Regions from separate parts of the Homo sapiens genome. Here region 2 is linked to region 1. A link is a contact called in ENCODE Hi-C or POLR2A ChIA-PET data. All regions are on one chromosome and are shown on one strand. Each heading gives the region's core, a stretch centred on a gene start or an enhancer-like site at or near the end of the contact. The rest is flanking DNA. Distances are from core to core; before and after follow the strand shown. Region 1 holds the start of PRAC2 (PRAC2 small nuclear protein). Region 2 overlaps CALCOCO2 (calcium binding and coiled-coil domain 2).

Region 1 (2,610 bases), core at 111-2,610:
TCCCGAAATTCCAGAATTACAGGCTGAGCCATCACTCCTGGTCTCGCCCAGTAGATGTTTCAAAGTAGATGTTTTCTAAAATATTTTACAATATTTACAAATTTTAAATAATAATAACGTTATCAATATTAATTTTGCTTATGCCAGGACTCCATCCCATTGGAGACAAACATTAAGTCTTATGGCAGACCTTACAGCGGGTGCTAGTTCCCACTCCCAAGCCTCTCCCCCGCCTAGGTCCTGCAGGTCCCGCGTGCTGCGAAACATTTTCTTTGTCCCTTTCTGCCCAGGGCGGCTGCCGGTCTCTCCAGGAACCGCGAGTAGGTGCTCCCGCCAGGTGGTATCGGTGAAAGCCTGCTGCTCACCCTTCCCTTGTTTCCCAAAACTTCTGAAGGCTCCCAAATTCCTGGGAGACCCTCTCCCAGGGCCTCCTGATGCAGCTACCATACTGAGCGATCCGTCGATAACGCCCTTGGCCCACCGATCAGTTTACCTTATTAGAGAGAAAAGCACTCTTGGAGGTAGTAAGATGGGCCGGTCCTTGATCTGAGAAATGGGCGCACAACATCGCTGTTCTCTCTGCAAAGGTGGGGACCAGAATCCAGCTTGCCTGACCTTGCAAGCAAGCATCGGCCTAAAGGTTTCAGCCTCCCAGTGGCGCTCTGTTTGCACGCCTTAGGCTAGGAGAGGAAGGACGGGAGCACAGCACTGGGTGCCCCTCTCCCTGTAGAGTCTGGGGCGGGGCTCAGTAAGAAGGCCTGCGGTTGGTGGCTCCCCACCTCATAGCTGCAAGTAGGGGCGAAAGCTGGAGTGTCTCCTCCCAGCAGCCTCCTCGCCTCCCCGCAAACCTCCGAATCTCCCTGGACCTCCTGGTTGCTGTGGCCCTTCCTCCCCTGATTGGCTTCCTCCCTCTTTCCCAAGGCCAGAGAAGTCCTCTCTTCCCCTCACCTTCCTCCCTCTTCCCATAAAACTTTTAGGAAAATGGGGGCGGGGGCGGTGGAGACCACCAGCCTGGAACTTCAAGTTCAATGGCAAAGTCCCTGACCCTCCCCCCAGGCTGGGCGCCAGCATTATTCTAGGGGCGATTAAACTCTTTTGCTGCCCCCTGTGCACCTCCCAGTTCGGGGGCAGTTTAGGGGAGGAGAGAAGGTAATGGTGGAATTCTTTCCCTCACTCTCCCCCGACCACTTCGTCCCCTCCCCCTCATCCCCTCTACACAGAACTAACTGGTAGGGAGAGAGGAAGAAAGGCTGGCATCGGTTCCTCATTGGATGTTTTAAATCTGTCTCAGGCCCAGGCCAGTGCCTGGGGGGAGGGGCGGGGTGTCCTGCTTTTGGGCTAGAGGCCCGGGGCCGCTCCCGAGCTTTCTCCCCTCTTCCCTGGAGAGCGACTGTTCGGGAGGGTGAGAATGGTATAAATTTCAAAAACAACGAAACCTTCTTTTGCCCCCTCCGCAGCAGTCGCCTCCGGGCTTTATTGCAAGTTTACGGTAACGAGTTCATCTATTTAATTCGCGGTTGCAGCTCGGGGATTTCTATTAGACAGGACGGGTTGGGGCCGGGGGGCACAGGGTCTCCCCTGAAGGAAACCCAATTAGAGTGCAGCACTTAGCACCTTCAATATAACTTTAATGAAGGGGGGGAGGGGAGCTGCAGGGAAGAGAAGTTTGCTCTAGGTTGGGGAAGGAAAGCTGGAGCTGCTCCCGAGAACTGGGGGGCCTGGATGAGGCTTTTTCCTGCTTCGAGGGCTTTCCAGCTTCCGGCCCGGGAACTACTATTTGGAGTAGGGATCGCCTGCAGGGAAGGCGGGGCGGATTCTCGGCTGGCGGCGGCCTCGCAGGGTTCCCGGAAGCGCTAGCCAGCCGGAGTAAAACCCGAAAGATGGAGCCTCAGGTTCGCGCTCTGCGTTGCGGGTGCTGGAACCGAGATTCAAAAAGAGCTTCCGGAGGTAGTTTCTACGCATTGCGCCACTACTCCCTTATTCGGCTTCTGGAGGCCTAATAAAATCCACTTGCTTTGGAGTTAGAAATTATTTCGGGCCTGGAGCCCGCGTAGACGCGACCCTGTGATCCCATTTCGTAGCTTGCTGAGAGATTCGCTGCGGGAGTTTGGCTCTGAGGGAGGGGAACGGTCTGGAGGGCAGCTCAGGGTACAATTGCGCCTTGTTAGTGAAAAGGCGCCCTGCTTATTTTCCGGAGTATATGTGTGTGCCTCTGCGTTTATTCGTCTGTGAGCTCATTGTCTGGATTCACCTATTGTGACATTGTGTTCACACGTTTGTCCGAATGGTAAGCAAAACATTTCCTCCTGTAGCTTAACATAGCCCTTATGTAAAAATAAATATCTGCAGGCGAATATAGGTTTGTAGATTTTGTTGTGATTTAAACACAAATAAGTGAGAGATTTCAATGTGGTCGTCCAGGGATAGGTGGGAGACTAAAATTGGGAAGGGATTCCCAATGAAAGCGTTTAATACAAAACGAAATTAAATATTTTTTGCACAGGTTCCATACAAGTAAATCCGAAAAAAAGTGTGTGTGGGGGGGTCCACACCACTAATTATTATGGCGAGGAAGATAAAGAAGACATGGACAGAAGGCGGATGGCTCTG
Region 2 (2,610 bases), core at 44-2,543, 110 kb after region 1:
AATAAAACATACACACTCTTAGCCCCAGAGTCACCCTTACCATTGTTTACCTACAAAGCCCCTTCCTTTTTTACTTTTTGATGAATGATGTGCATATCTTGTTAGTTCATTTATCCAACAAATACTTAATCAGTGATTACTACACCTTAGGCATTGTGTTATGTATACAATGGTGATAGTGTTGTGAAGGAAAAGAAATGGGGATAAGGTACTTGGTACCTGTGTACAATGAGGGTTTCTCTTGGATGCTATGGGAGAATGGGCAGGGAGGTTTCTCAGCTTGCAGACCCTTTATTTCCAAGTGGTCTACTGACATATGGAGGCCAGCGTATGAGGGGCAGTCCCGGAAGTCACTCTTTTTTTTTTTTTTTTTTTTGGAGATAGAGTTTTGCTCTTATTGCCCAAGCTGGAGTGCAGTGGTGCGATCTCAGCTCACTGCAACCTCCGCCTCCCAGGTTCAAGCTATTCTGCCTCAGCCTTCTGAGTAGCTGGAATTACAGATGCATGCCACCACACCCAGCTAATTTTTTGTATTTTTAGTAGAAATGGGGTTTCACCATGTTAGCCAGCCTGCTCTTGAACTCCTGACCTCAGGTGATCTGCCTGCCTTGGCCTCCCAGTGCTGGGATTACAGGCATGAGCTACCACACGCAGCACTCAGAAGAACACTCAGAACACTCTTATCTGAGTGTTCTTCATGATCCGCAAAGGACAAGTTAAGTAATTTTACACGCACAGATAAATTGGTGCTCCAGGCTTAGGACAGAGGGATATGCTGGCCTCCATATGACGGTAGACCACTTGGAAATAAAGGGTCTGCAAGCTGAGAAACCTCCCTGCCCACTCTCTCATAGCATCCAAGAGAAACCCTCATTGTACACAGGTAACAGTTTATTATAGGGAAAAATCTTGACCTAGACTGGAATGTGAACATTCCCCCACCGTTGAAAAACTCTTTTGAGCCGGGCATGGTGGCTCATGCCTGTAATCCCAGCACTTTGGGAGGCTGAGGTGGGTGGATCACCTGAGGTCAGGAGTTCAAGACCAGCCTGGCCAACATGGTGAAACCCCCTCTGTACTAAAAATACAAAAAATTAGCTGGGCATGGTGGCGTGCACCTGTAGTCCCAGTTACTCAGGAGGCTGAAGCAGGAGAATTGCTTGAACCCCAGAGGCGGAGGTTGCAGTGAGCTGAGATACCGCCACTGCACTCCAGCCTGGGGAACAGAGCGAAACTCTGTCTAAAAAAAAAAAATGGAAAGAAAAACTTTTGAGGTTTGAGGTTGAGGATGTGGCTAAACTGTGTCACAAACCAGAAAGTCAATGCATTTTTTAGTTCCTTAACTCAATTTCAAGAATAGACAGTTTAGTGCTCCAAAGTCCTGTTGCCTTCTTTATGAAAAAACTGACTTCTGGGGAGTTGGAAGAGCAGGCCTGGTTGCTTAGACTTCAAAGTAAAACCAGTAAATAGATAGGATGGGGCTAGAATAAGTATTATGGTTGTTTGGGAGGTCTTGTTTTTTTGGTTATTGTACTTATTTATTTTTAAAAATTATATGTGTGCCAGCCGGGCGCGGTGGCTTACATTGAAGCAGGAAGAGCCACAGACAAAACTCCTCAGACACCGAGTTAACGAAGGATGGGGTTTATTAGGCCGGGGGCATCAGCAAGACTCCTGTCTCAAGAGCTGAGCTCCCCGAGTGAGCAATTCCTGTCCCTTTTAAGGGCTAACAACTCTAAGGGGGTATGCGTGAGAGGGTCGTGATCAATTGAGCAAGCAGGGGGTACATGACTGGGGGCTGCATGTGTCGGTAATTAGATCGTCACAAAACAGGATAGGGATTTTCACAGTGCTTTTCTATACAATGTCTGTAATCTATAGATAACATAACCAATTAGGTCAGGGGTCGATCTTTAACTACCAGGCCCAGGGTGTGGCGCCGGGCTGTCTGCTTGTGGATTTCATTTCTGCCTTTTAGTTTTTACTTTTTTTTTCTTTGGAGACAGAAATTGGGCATAAGACAACATGAGGGGTGGTCTCCTCCCTTAATGTCTGTAATCCTAGCACTTTGGGAGGCCGAGGTGGGCTCATCACGAGGTTAGGAGATCGAGACCATCCTTTCTAACACGGTGAAACCCTGTGTCTACTAAAAATTCAAAAAACTGGCCGGGCATGGTGGCAGGCGTCTGTAGTGCCAGCTACTCGGGAGGCCGAGGCAGGAGAATGGCATGAACCTGGGAGGCAGAGGTTGCAGTGAGCCGAGATCGCGCCACTGCACTCCAGCCTGGGGGACAAAGCGAGACTCTGTCTTAAAAAATATATATATATATAACAATTACATGTGTGCCTGTATGTGTACACAATCTTCCAGCATATACCAATAGCTGAATTTGTAAGATATTATATAGTATTTGCATGTGTATAGCTCTTTCTTCATCTTCTGTGTACAACTGAAATATTTTTTTCATGTCCTAGTAAAACCCTAAATTGAGAATTACGGACTCACTAAATGTTAGACCAGCTAGTCATTTAGAAAACAGTGCATGTGATTTGTTTAAGGGGCAGGAAGTATTAGGTGTCAACAATTAAAATCACTTTGTTTCTTTTTTT

Evidence for each region. A loop is a pair of places that touch in the nucleus more often than their neighbours do. ChIA-PET counts read pairs that join two places held with the same protein, here RNA polymerase II (POLR2A). Pooled maps may share reads with other maps.
Region 2: a loop to region 1 is called in a pooled map, with 2.4 times the contacts of the local background. The contact joins the enhancer-like site here to the promoter of PRAC2 in region 1. A Hi-C loop is called at or near these places in 3 of 50 pooled maps. POLR2A ChIA-PET finds 5 or more read pairs at or near these places in 5 of 52 experiments (A673, HEK293T, Panc1 and 2 more).

The regions. Positions count from the first base shown.
Region 1 is chr17:48,721,825-48,724,434 of GRCh38, forward strand. PRAC2 (PRAC2 small nuclear protein) reads left to right here and starts at 1,361. Exons shown (of 2, transcript NM_001282275.2): 1 at 1,361-1,489; 2 at 2,504-2,610. The coding sequence starts at 2,587. PRAC1 (PRAC1 small nuclear protein) reads right to left here and starts at 694. Exons shown (of 2, transcript NM_032391.3): 1 at 494-694; 2 at 1-75. The coding sequence starts at 568. It overlaps MIR3185 (microRNA 3185), which reads right to left; the gene lies at 2,584-2,610. RefSeq lists enhancers at 640-1,154, 1,155-1,670.
Region 2 is chr17:48,836,403-48,839,012 of GRCh38, forward strand. The region is part of intron 1 of CALCOCO2 (calcium binding and coiled-coil domain 2); the gene reads left to right. Among named protein-coding and RNA genes, the nearest start is that of CALCOCO2, 6.7 kb to the left of the region's middle. Within about 2 kb of position 1,294, at least 2 of the 41 ENCODE cell types and tissues checked have a DNase peak (open chromatin) inside an H3K27ac peak, as active enhancers do.